Linked DNA regions of Homo sapiens: region 2 is linked to region 1. Evidence: chromatin contacts called from ENCODE Hi-C or POLR2A ChIA-PET data. All regions are on one chromosome and are shown on one strand. The core of a region is the stretch at or near the end of the contact, and the rest is flanking DNA. Distances in the headings are between cores, read along the strand shown. Region 1 overlaps NUB1 (negative regulator of ubiquitin like proteins 1). Region 2 has its middle 31 kb from the start of RHEB.

Region 1 (6,036 bases), core at 1,781-4,280:
ACAAAACTAAGGAGACTGCAGCATGTGAAAAATGATCCAATTGAAAAAGACAAGTTTCGGCCAGGCGCGGTGGCTCACACCTGTAATCCCAGGACTTTGGGAAACTGAGGTGGGCGCATCACTTGAGGTCAGGAGTTTGAGAACAGCCTGGCCAACATGGTGAAACCCCATCTTTACTAAAAATACAAAAATTAGCCAGGTGTGGTGGCACACACCTGTAATCCCAGCTACTCAGGAGGCTGAGGCACGAGAATTGCTTGAACCCGGGAGGCGGAGCTTGCAGTGAGCCAAGATCGTGCCACTGCACTCCAGCCTGGATGACAAAGTGAGACTCTGTCTCAAGAAAAAAAAAAGGACAAGTTTCTCCTTCCTTCCCAATCTGGAGTAATAAAGAGTTCCTGGTTATTAACACTCCTGTGGGATTATCTTTTTTTGTTCTTTCATACCCAAGAGAGCTAGGGCATGTGAAAGTGGGTACCTCTCTGCGGTTGGTAATATGAGTGGCCGCATGATCCACGTTCCCATCACACGCCCTCAGGCCAAGCCGGGCTTCCTGGGCAGTAAACCCCAACTGCAACAAATTGTCCACTTTTGATGGATCAATATATAGCTCTTTAAAGAGCTGACGTGCCTAGAGACAGGGAAATGTAAGAATCATGTAACCACGGCAATACTTAAAGCTTAATACAAAGTGAAAGCCTAAAAGAAATTAGATTGTATCCAATGTGAATTAAAAGGCATCAGATTTTGGATAAAATCTCTAAACTAGGCCTGTTATTAACAAGTACAAATGGAAACAGACCAACACTACCTCTACTCACATAACTTAGCCACAGCACAACACGAGGTAAGAGGCTGGGTGTTGCAGAAGTGACTGGTAACCACTTTGTTTTTGCAACAAAAGCCCCCGAATTTCAGCTGTGCACGTGGCATTTCTCACCCTCCCTTGCAGCTGGGTGTAGCCAGGTAGTGAAGTCGAAGTCAATGGCATGCAGCCACAGCGCTGGGTGCAGCTGCGGGGTCATCTCTCCAGTGGCCTGCTCTGGACTCTCTCTTGCCCCCTCTGCTGGCTGGAAGAGGCACTGACAGGAGCAACCTAGGACGCCTCGCTGAGGCTGGCGGGCTGCTCACTGCTCCGGCCTGGCTCACCTCTAGACGGCAAGATGAGTGAGCCATAAACTTCTATCCAATTAAAGTCACTGTCTTTTTGAAGTCTCATTACAGCATCTGGCTGTACTCTAACATATACAAATATGTTTCTGGTTCAACATCTCCTGTGCACGGAGAAAGCACAGGCATGTTTCTCACAAGTCACAAACTACTAAGTTAAAATCCTTAACTTCTGGGAATGTTTTTTAAAAGGAGGTGAAAATTGGTTACAACTTTACTTTTCTTACCTTGTTAAGATACTCATAAGCCTCTACATCATTTCCACTGTGATAGTTTCGGATCCCTTGAAGTAAGTAGAGTCTTAGAAACAGTACCTTCTCTTTCCCACAATTTCCCTAAAATTATTGAAGAAAAAAAGGATAAAATTGCCTTATTTCTAATTACAGGTCTATAATACTCATCTCTGTCATTCCCTTGGTCTCCAGAGGGGCAACATGATAGGTATTAAAATGTCCATGGCTTCACTATGACTGACGGCAAAAGTGAAGCCCCCTCTTCCCCATCCCCTGTGGTATGATAACATTCCTCATGCCACACAGGAGAGTCAGTGTCAGGGCACCAGCCTCCAGACATGCAGCACAGTGGCCCTTCTGGTCAGCAGAGAAGTATGCAGAAATCCAAACCAGGTATCAGAGAGTCTGCATCAGCAGGATTTTGATGACTTGGGGAAATCAGAAAAATCCTTACTCGAGCCACAGCTCTTGAGCTGTGACTCATTCACGTAAACCATTACTGCTGAAATGTCTATTTTCTGCATTTACATCTTGCAAATTAGACTCTACCGATATAAAGAAGTCAGCAGCTCTCTCCTGGTCAGGGTGATCACTGATGGGGTTCTATGACTAGCAAACCATGTTCCTTTGGGCTAAATGCTCACACGCTAAGTAAGAGAGACAGCCAGATTTGTAAAACATTGAACACTTTATAAATATATAGTTTAAAAAGACTATACTGCATACTACTATCAAAATGAAATTACCTTCTGGCAGTAGTTCAAATACTTTAACAGGAATAAACACAAATGCTAGAAATGGACTCAACGAGACATAAGATGAATTCCAGGAACATACTTTTATGTGGACCAGTCTCTGATGATTTTCTCCGTAACAATTTTTAAAGCATTTCTGGGCCAAGTTTAATTTTTTTTCTGCATCATCAAGGCATTCCAGCTGTTCCAGGCGGAAGTAACACCACACTATATCCAGCTGGAGGACGGCGTAGTTATCCACTGTGTCCAGCAGCTCTCTGCAACACTCACTGGAAAGAGAAGGACAGTGACATCACTGCCAAGCAGCATTTGAAACATTTTTAGCATTTGAAACCTTTTTGTGAATGACTGGAATTCTTTCCCCGTTCTTGGTATATATTCAAAGGCTGACTGCTCTAAAAGAGAGATCCTAATGTTTAGGAAGGGAGCTGTGTTTATAATCTCATCCTTCTAATGGGGGAAAGAAAGAGAAATCAGAAATCAGGGCTTAGGAATCAAAGCTTACCACCACTTGCCCCAGGACACACATGCAGCCCCTTGATAGGAAGCAGAACCCAGGGCCACTGTTTCAGAGGCCCTCAGCAAATACGGGGAAGACCATGCTTTAAAGCTGTGACTTCCAATCCTGACTGCAAATCAGCATCACCTGGGCCAGAGCAACGTTCTTTCTTTCTTTCTTTCTTTCTTTAAGAATCATTGATCCCACCCAGACCAAACATAACAGAAATTTCTGGGGGTTGGGCCTGGTGGTTATACTGCCAGAGTCTCCCCAGCTGATTCTAGTGTACAGCCAGGGCTGAACACCACTTCTTTAAAGACACCAAAAAAATCCCTACGTACTATGAATGCCTCAGCTGATGACGGCTCTGACAAGGCATTCATGTTCAATCATATTCAAGCTGGGGGAAAAACAATCCAGAAAGCACCAGGCTCTAACGGCCCAGCTGATTTCTGAGGGCCTGTGTGCAGGCAAAATTTGACTCCGTATTCGTGGCAGCAGGCTGAACCCAGGCGCAGCAAAGGGAAGAAAGACAGCAACAGAAGTCAGTGTGCTCCAGGAGGAGCACTGACAAAGACAGCCATCAAGGTGACTAATTTTAAGTTATGATTACATTAAAAATTCCTAATGCCAATCTAGGTCTCAAGTCTTCAATAAGAACATTTGGAACCACACATTGTATATGAACAAGGTTTTCTCTCTTTATGTTCATTGGTGTTCTACTAAAAATAAGAATGCTCTTGTATAAAACTACAAAATCCACATGGCCTCAAGCTTCCTGTCCTGCCTATCAAAATATGCATGGAATAAAAAAAAAAGGACTTTAATTTTGTCATTTACTCTTTAAAACAGTAGTCTCCTAAAGAGGGCCCATGTACACAGTCCAGTTGTGGGTGCGGCAAGAAAAATGTATCACAGCAGTATTTTTATATTTATTTTCATCTCTCTCAACATTTCTAATTTCGTGAATGTTTGAGAACACATACACCATGTTTTACACACGTGTGCACGCAGACACACAGATGTGGAGCTGGGTGAGGGGTGCTTTCTCCAAATCTACGGCTCAGCCTGAGAACCTGCCTTTGAGAGAAACAGCAGCGCTTTGTGGATTGTGGTCTGATCTCACAGTCGTGTTGAGATTTCCTGCCTCTAGGCACATTCTGGTCCCAGTGACAGAAGACTCTCCTGCCACTCGCAGGAAAGCAATGGGCATGTGGCCGAACTTCTCCATCTCCTGCATGTTGCTTTAACAGGCTCGTTCATGTTTTACTAAGCATCAAGAGCGTGGGCAGAAATGGCCTCATGTCAGTTAAAAATAAAATCAATATGCACTTATCTCAAGTTTGACCCAGGAGTGAGTATTTATTTGTGCAGCCAAAAAAAAAAAAAAGAGAGAGAAGAAAACCAACAAAATGAACAAACACACAAAAAACCCAAAGCAGAGGTCTCATATTAGAGGGGTACATGTCATCCTTTTAGTTTTGAGAAATCAACACTTATTATTATATATAAAACTATATTTAAACCTGATCATTTGCTTGGGGCAAAGTGGTTTCTTAAAGCCTGGTATAAATTGCATTTAGAAGGCTGGGTGTGGTGGCTCACACCTGTAATCTCAGCACTTTGGGAGGCCGAGGCAGGAAAATCACTTGAACCCAAGAGTTTGAGACCAGCCTGAACAACATAGAGACTCTGTCTCTAAAGAAAAAAAAAAAATTATAAAAATAAAAAATTTCATTTAGAGTGTACTTTTATTAACATTGCTTTGGTTTACAATTTTAGTAGCATTAATATTCAACACTGTTACATTTTCATGCTGACGATATTAAAATAAACGTAAAATATTTATTTAAATAAAATCTACTGAGCCTAGCTTTCAAAAAATTAAATCCTGGCCAGGCACAGTGGCTCACGCTTGTAATCCCAGCACTTTGGGAGGCCGAGGCGGGCAGATCACCTGAGGTCAGAGGGTCAAGACCAGCCTGGCCAACATGGTGAAACCCCATTTCTACAAAAATTAGCGGGGCATGATGGCGGGTGCCTGTAATCCCAGCTACTCGGGAGGCTGAGGTGGGAGAATTGCTTGAACCCAGGAGGCGGAGGTTGCAGTGAGCCGAGATCGTGCCATTGCACTCCAGCGTGGGCGACAGAGCGAGACTCCGTCTCAAAAACAACAACAACAAAAATTAAATCCCATTTGAGCTTAAGTCGGTTATTTAACAGAAATTTATTATGTTTGTCTTACAGTTTTTTTGTTTTTTTTTTTGTTTTTTTTTGTTTTTGTTTTTGAGACGGAGTCTCGCTCTCTCCTCCAGGCTGGAGTGCAGTGGTGCAATCTCGGCTCACTGCAAGCTTCGCCTCCCGGGTTCCTGCCATTCTCCTGCCTCAGCCTCTCAAGTAGCTGGGACTACAGGCGCCTGCCACCATGCCCGGCTAATTTTTTGTATTTTTAGTAGAGACGGGGTTTCGCCCTGTTAGCCAGGATGGTCTGATCTCCTGACCTCGTGATCTGCCTGCCTCGGCCTCCCATAGTGTTGGGATTACAGGCGTGAGCCACCGCGCCCGGCCAGGCTTACCTTTCTTGAAATTAATATTTATTTAACATAAAAATTTTAGGCCAGGCGCGGTGGCTCACACCTGTAATCCCAGCACTTTGGGAGGCTGAGGCGGACGGATCACCTGACGTCAGGAGTTCAAGACCATCCTGGCCAACATAGTGAAACCCCGTCTCTACTAAAAATACAAAAACTAGTCGGGAGTGGTAGTGGGCACCTGTAATCCCAGCTACTTGAGAGGCTGAGGCAGGAGAATCGCTTGAACCCAGGAGGCAGAGGTTACAGTGGGCGGAGATTGCAGTAAACTAAGATTGCGTCACTGCACTACAGCCTGGGCGACAGAGTGAGACTCCGTCTGAAAAAATAAAATAAAAAAATAAGCCAAACTTACCTAACTTTTTTCAAGAAAGGTTAGCTAAAAAGTCATTTTCAATTTTATTACTGGTTTTAGGGAATTGGATTATAGTGTGCTGTAGTGTAGTTTTTTTCTGATATTTCTTGTACTTGGGGTCATTAAAGTCATTGCATCTGGGGGTTTATAGTTTTCATCAAACTGGGAAAAATTAATGGCCATTTTTTTCTTCAAGTATTGTTTCTGTCCCACATGTCTGCCTTTCCAGGGACTCCAATTACATGCATTTTAGGCCGCCTGAAATTGTGCCACAGCTTGCAGATGCTCTGTTCATTTTTTTTTTTTTTTAGCCTTTTCTCTGTTTTTTCAGATAGTTTCTATTGCCTTATGTAACATTTAACTAATCTTCTCTTCTATAGTGTCTATTCTGCAGTTCATCCCACCTAATGTACTTTTCATCTTGGATGTTGTA
Region 2 (6,244 bases), core at 100-2,599, 190 kb before region 1:
GATTGTCCTGAATGTCACCTGGGTGGTGGATAAGGGCAGGTGCATGTCACAAATCAAGGATGTTGGTTCTGTTTCGCATTCTAATCTCTAAGAAGAGTTTATGATGTAAATGTATTGAACTGATAGAATTTCTTAGAACATTTCTTAGGAAGGTTTAGTCTTCTAAACTCAGGGAAGCGGACGGTCTTCGCGGCCAGGGGAGATTCTGTTCCCCAGGGGGGCATTTGGCAATGTGGAAACATCTTCGGTTGTCACAGCTTGGGGTGGGGAGAGGGGACTGCGATGGGCCAGGCCCTGCTCCTCTGCCTGCACCCAGGCCCCCTAGCTCACTCATTCAAGCCACCTCCTGGGCCTCACAGGCATTGGAGGGCGAAAGGCTTTGGATGGGAGCTGCCCCTGGCACACAGCAGTGGGCTCTCAGCCGGGCTGACGCTGCTCTCAGATCAGCTTCCTTCCTTTCCTGCTGTCCCCGTCCTCACCTGTGCCCTTTGGGCCAATGGGGAAGAAGTGGCCGGAGCCGGGCCCTGCACTTGTGGCCGACTTGCCTGAGCTGCAGAGAGCAGAGGAGACACGGAGCGTGCGATGGAGTCTGCGGGGCTCAGGCGCGAAGGCCCAGGAAGGAGGAGCAAAGCTCCCACAGTGGCCTCACTTACCCGCCAGGCAAGGGGAGAGGGTGGCAGTCGAGGAGCCCTCACCTCTGTCTACAGCCCTGCCCCTGGGCACCTCACTCCTGTTTCCAACACAGCCTCCTTCACCTCTGCTCCTGCACACACAAAGCAGAAAAGCTGGAAACCACCTCGTTTTCTGTGCATTTTTAAATCCTCCTCCCCACCCCTTTGAAAAGATCTCCTAAGAGGGCAGCATTTCCAACAGCTTTGAATGCATTCGAGTTGTAAGCCCTAAGAGGTGTCCCTTCCGAATTATGGCCACTATGCCTGGCTGCATTTTTAAACCAAAAATCGAATCACTTCAGTGCTGGGAAACCCTCGCTGCCTAGAGAATCCAGCCTTATCTCCTGAGCTGGGAGATGGAGGCCCTCACTGGCCTCTGCCCACACTGATGCACTTCCCTGCACTCCAGAAGGGTCCCCAGCTTCCACACCTGCCTGCCTGCACCATATCTCCAGATTCTCCATCTAGAGCAATTCTGCTCATCTCTCAAGATCTGAATCAAATATGACTTCTGCTGTGACTCTCCCTCCCCAGCAAACAGATGCCCCCTCCCTCTGTGCTGCACAAGACCCGCCACACACACAGCTGTATTTGTTGTAAGTCACCGTCCCTACCCTACCCTCACTCCCTCCTGGCCAGCGGAGAGCAGTGGTTGAAAGCGGCTGGCATCTGCAGTCAGAGGAGGGTTTGCTGCCCGGCACTGCTGTCACTGCCAGGAAGCTGTTGTGCAATCCCTTACCTTGTTTAGACTGGTTTTTCTCACCTGGCAAGTTGTTTATAGGCAACAGCACTTTGCAGGCTCTAAAGGACCATGTAAATGTTAGTAGCAGTTGTTGTTGACACAGTGGTCCCCTGAGTCCTTTGAGGAGGGTGACCTGTTCATCTCGATGCTCTGAGCTCTGGCAAGGATCCGGCATGTGGCAGGTGCTCAACTGATGTCTGTTCAGAGTCTGGACAGTGGCTGGTGAAAGCCAGCACGTCTATGTGGATCGTGGCGCTGGTGCAGCGTCCCCATCCCACAAAGTTTTTCCCTCTAGATTGCCAGTTGACTATTAAGTTAGAGAGATGCCACATAATCTGCAGTGTTACAGACAAATCCAGAGGTGGCCAAGTGCGCAGACCAACCGCGCACAAAGAATACGACTTAGCCATGTGTGGAGAGAGCTCCTCTTGCCTTTTAGGAGAACGGAGGAAAGTGTCCCAGTGCCTGCTCAGAAAGAAAAACAAGGCTGGCTCCAGGAGCCAGAAGTACAAAAGACTGCCCCTCACCTCCACTGAGGGAGAGATTTGATGAGCTCATTCCTGAGCCTCTTGAAATCCAGACCCACGATTCCCTGATTTTTACTGTTTTAGGGGCCAGATGCTGTGACTCATACCTCTAATCCCAGCACTTTGGGAGACCAAGGGAGGAGGATCATTTCAAGCCAGGAGTTCAAGACCAGCCTAGACAACACAGTGAGACCCATCTCTACAAAAATAAAAAATTAACTGGCGTAGTGATATGTGCCTGTGGTCCCAGCCACGCCGGAGTCGGAGGTGGGAGGATCAGTTGAGCCCAAGAAGATCAGTGCTGCAGTGAGCCGAGATGGCGCCACGGCACTCCAGTCTGGGTGACAGAGCAAGATCCTGTCTTTAAAAAAAAAAAAAAAAAAAAGGCTGGGCGTGGTGGCTAACGCCTGTAATCCCAACACTTTGGGAGGCCGAGGCAGGCGAACATTTGAGGTCAGGAGTTTGGGACCAGCCTGGCCAACATGGTGAAACACTGTCTCTACTAAAAATACAAAAATTAGCTGGGCATGGTGGCACACACCTGTAATCCGAGCTACTAGGGAGGCTGAGGCTGATGCAGGAGAATCATTTGAACCTGGGAGGCAGAGGTTGCAGTGAGTCGAGATCTTGCCACTGCACTCCAGCCTGGGCAACAGAGCAAGATTCCGTCTCTAAATAAATAAATACATAATTTGATTTAATTTAATTAAGTACTGCTTTAGGACCAGCCCCTGGGATAAGTCCTAATCAGAAGTGTCCAGTGGAAAGAGGAGAAGGTGGTACCCCTGGTTCAGAGGAGTCTTTCAAATACAGGCACCAGCCACCTGGCCTGCAATGAGGGGGCTCTCATGAGGCTCATGGTCCACATCATCTCATGACTTTTTAGAACTTCACAAAAGAGATGTTTCCTCCCCAGTCCCTCTGGGCTTCAATACTGATTTATATAACAACTGTTACACTGTGCACAGAGTGCCCTGCTCCACACCAGGCACTGTTCTGGGGGCTTAGGACTCATCTAGGAGGCAGTAAACTCCCGTGCTCAGGAGCTTGCGTTCTAGTGTGGGGGAAGAAAGGAAAAAGAAAAAAATCTTAAAGCAGAGCAATGTAAGAAGGATCTGGAAGCTTTGTTACAGCTGTTTCCTCTCCCTGGAATATTTTCTCCAGATACCAGCTGGGCCAGCTCCCCTGCCTCCTTCAAGTCCTGCTGAAATCTCACCCTCATGATGAGGCCTGCTTAGACCACAGACTATTAATCATTACTACTACTGCAAATAACAGTAATGCAAAGAAAAATAAGGGGAGGAGACCTACCAACCACCAAGTGCTTCTTCCTGCCAGGCACTCAGCCAAGTGCTTTGGACACATGATCTTTTTTAATCTTCACACGTTATCATGAGGTAGTCTTTATTATCCCAGAAATGTTAACTAATTTGGCCAAGTTCATACCACACCAAATTTGAGGCCTTCGAAACAGTCTAATACCAAATCCTATGCTCGTTTTTTGGTTGTGTGTGTGTGTGTGTGTGTGTGTGTGTGTGTGTGTGTGGTTTTGTGTGTTTTGTGTGTGTGTGTGTGTTTTGGTTTTTTGTTGTTTTTTTTTTTTTTGAAAGAAGATCTCGCTGTCACCCAGGCTCGGGTGCAGTGGTGGAATCACAGCTCACTGCAGACTTGACCTCCTGGGCTTAAGTGATCCTCCCAGCTCAGCCTCCTGAGGAGCTGGGACTACAGGCATGTGCCACCATGCCCAGCTAATTTAATGTGGGTTTTTTTTCTTCTTTGTAGAAATGTGGTCTCCCTATGTTGCCCAAGCTGGTCTCAAATTCCTGGGCTCAAGCAGTTCTCCCACCTTGGCCTCCCAAAGTGCTGGGACTGCAGGTGTGAGCTACTGCACCTGGCCATAGCCTATGCTCTTAATCCCAGTTCCAAATGGCTGCTGTGAGCTAAACTGTGTCCCCCCAAAACATATAATGTCATTGTCACCCCTGGTTACTTATGCATGTGGCCTTATTGGAAATTGTGTCTTTGCAAATATATTCAAGTTAAGATGAAGCCGTTAGGGTGGGCTTTAACCCACTATGACCAGTGTCCTTAAGAGGGCAGTTTGGACATAGATGCTGTTTTAGTCCATTCTGTGCTGCTATAACAGAAAACCACAGAGCGCATCATTTATAAACAAGAAGTTTATTTGGCTCACGGTTCTAGAGGCTGGGAAGTCCAAAATCAAGGGGCCATATCTGGTGAGGGCCTTCTTGCTGAGTCATAGCATGGCCGATGGCATCACAAGGCAAGAGGGAGCCCAGGAGCCCACACTTCTTTTTTTGTTTGTTTGTTTGTTTGTTTGAGATGGAGTCTGACTCTGTCACCCAGGCTGGAGTACAGTGGCGTGATCTTGGCTCACTGCAACCTCCGCCTTCCAGGTTCAAGAAATTCTCCTGCCTTAGCCTCCTGGGTAGCTGGGATTACAGGCGCCCACCACCACCCCCAGCTAATTTTTTTGTATCTTTAGTAGAGACAGCGTTTTGCCATGTTGGCCAGGCTGGTCTTGAACTCACGACCTCAGGTGATTCACCCGCCTCAGCCCCCCAAAGTGCTAGGATTATAGGCCTGAGCCACCGCACCTACCCCAAACTTGCTTTTATAAGAAACCCACTCTCAGCATAAGGACATTAATCCGTTACATTCTTCTTAAATGTCCTACCTCACAATGCTGTCACACTGGGGATTAGGCTTCCAACTCATGAACTTCAGGGGACACATTCAACCACAGCAGATCCACAAAGAGAAGAGCATGTGACACTGGAGGCAGAGGTGGGAGTGACACATGCACAAACTAAGAAATACCAAGGACTGGCATAACCCCGAAAGCTAAGGAAGCGTGGAACAGATTCTCCCCAGAGCCTTCAGAGGGAGCGTGGCCCTGCAGCGCTTTGATTTCAGCCTTCTGGCCTCCAAAACTGTGAGAGAATCTGCGTCCCTTGTTTTAAGCCAGCCAGTTTGGGATACTTTGCTATGGCAGCCCCAGGAAGTTAATACAAATGCCTCTCTTTGCACCCTATTTTACTGATTTTTTTTTTCTGCAATACAAGTTTTGACACTTTTACCCGTTTTCACCATTAGGTGAGATCAAAGCCTCAATGTTAATAACAGAGAAACTAGACCTAGGAAGCACAAAGGGCACCCAAGGCAGTCCCTCTCCTCCCAGTGGGAACCCTGAGGGAAATAAGAGATTCCTAGTTGGGAGCAGAATGTAAGTGTCACTTTGAGTGTATCCATCTTAAATGCTTCATCAAGAAGACAAGGGGATGCATGTCAAGCTGAAAGAGTAACAGCCCAACACAGGAAAGGATGGAGGCCCTTGTTCCCTCCCGAAACGTTTCTTATGTTTGCCCTTTGGGCTGACTGCTGAAGCGGGGGCAGCCAATCTCCAGGCGCATCTTGGAGGTCAGCGGAACGTGCAGTCGCTGTGACAAGCACAGGCTGCCCCTGATCCTCCCCACCCTATGCCTCTAGCCTTAAAACTGGTTCTTCACTTCTCTGGATCTCAACTTCCAGATCTGTAAAATGGGAATAACAGCACCTTCTTCTGAAGGCATTTGGGAGGCTCAAGTGAAATAATGTAAGTAAAACACCTGGCACATAAAACACTTAGCATGTTAAGTGAGATCATGTAAATGAAACAGATGTACAGGCAGCAAAAGCAAAAGTAGACAAGTGGACTGCATCAAAATACAAAGCTTCTGCACAGCCAAGGACACAATCGACAGAGATGTTCACTGCCACTCCCCAAGATGGACATGGCCTTGCTTTTGGGAGATGAAATGCAACAGCATCGATCTGTGTTTTCCCGCAGCAGATTCCTCCCGTATGCCTTCTAGTTCATGTTTTTAAAGGAAGAAAGAAAGACCTCAGATCAAACAGTGGTCAAACCTATCCTGTCTTCTTACAAAAAAAAATCAAACTTGAATCAGATCAAGCCACTTAGGTCTAACTATTCATGTACAGGAAATGCAGACACAGGAACCCAAACAATGAGCCTATAATGGGCAAAATCCATAAAACCCGTATTCCTCAACAGATGCACTGTAAGAAAACAAAGTGGGGGGACAGGGGACAATGAATGCAACTACATAGGCCAAATTCAATGTGGGGACCCTTTTTAAAAATGATTTCATAATTCAGAGATTTGAATATTGACTGAGTAGTTGACAACACTGAGGAATTCCAGGATTTCTTTAGGTAGGATCATGGTATTATGGATATGGTTTTGTCCTTTTAAAAAATAAGTCCCCCCTCCTCAGTCCTTA

The links. A loop is a pair of places that touch in the nucleus more often than their neighbours do. ChIA-PET counts read pairs that join two places held with the same protein, here RNA polymerase II (POLR2A). Pooled maps may share reads with other maps.
Region 2: a loop to region 1 is called in a map of PC-9, with 3 times the contacts of the local background. The contact joins two enhancer-like sites. A Hi-C loop is called at or near these places in 2 of 168 maps with a recorded cell type or tissue (PC-9 and heart left ventricle) and 7 of 50 pooled maps. POLR2A ChIA-PET finds 5 or more read pairs at or near these places in 3 of 52 experiments (Caco-2, PC-9 and activated B cell).

Annotation. Positions count from the first base shown.
Region 1 is chr7:151,363,330-151,369,365 of GRCh38, reverse strand. It overlaps NUB1 (negative regulator of ubiquitin like proteins 1), which reads right to left. Exons shown (of 15, transcript NM_001243351.2): 9 at 2,241-2,427; 10 at 1,398-1,505; 11 at 479-631. It also overlaps a transcript of WDR86 not described here. Among named protein-coding and RNA genes, the nearest start is that of NUB1, 25 kb to the right of the region's middle. Within about 2 kb of position 3,030, at least 3 of the 41 ENCODE cell types and tissues checked have a DNase peak (open chromatin) inside an H3K27ac peak, as active enhancers do.
Region 2 is chr7:151,547,781-151,554,024 of GRCh38, reverse strand. No RefSeq gene overlaps it. Among named protein-coding and RNA genes, the nearest start is that of RHEB, 31 kb to the right of the region's middle. Within about 2 kb of position 1,349, at least 7 of the 41 ENCODE cell types and tissues checked have a DNase peak (open chromatin) inside an H3K27ac peak, as active enhancers do.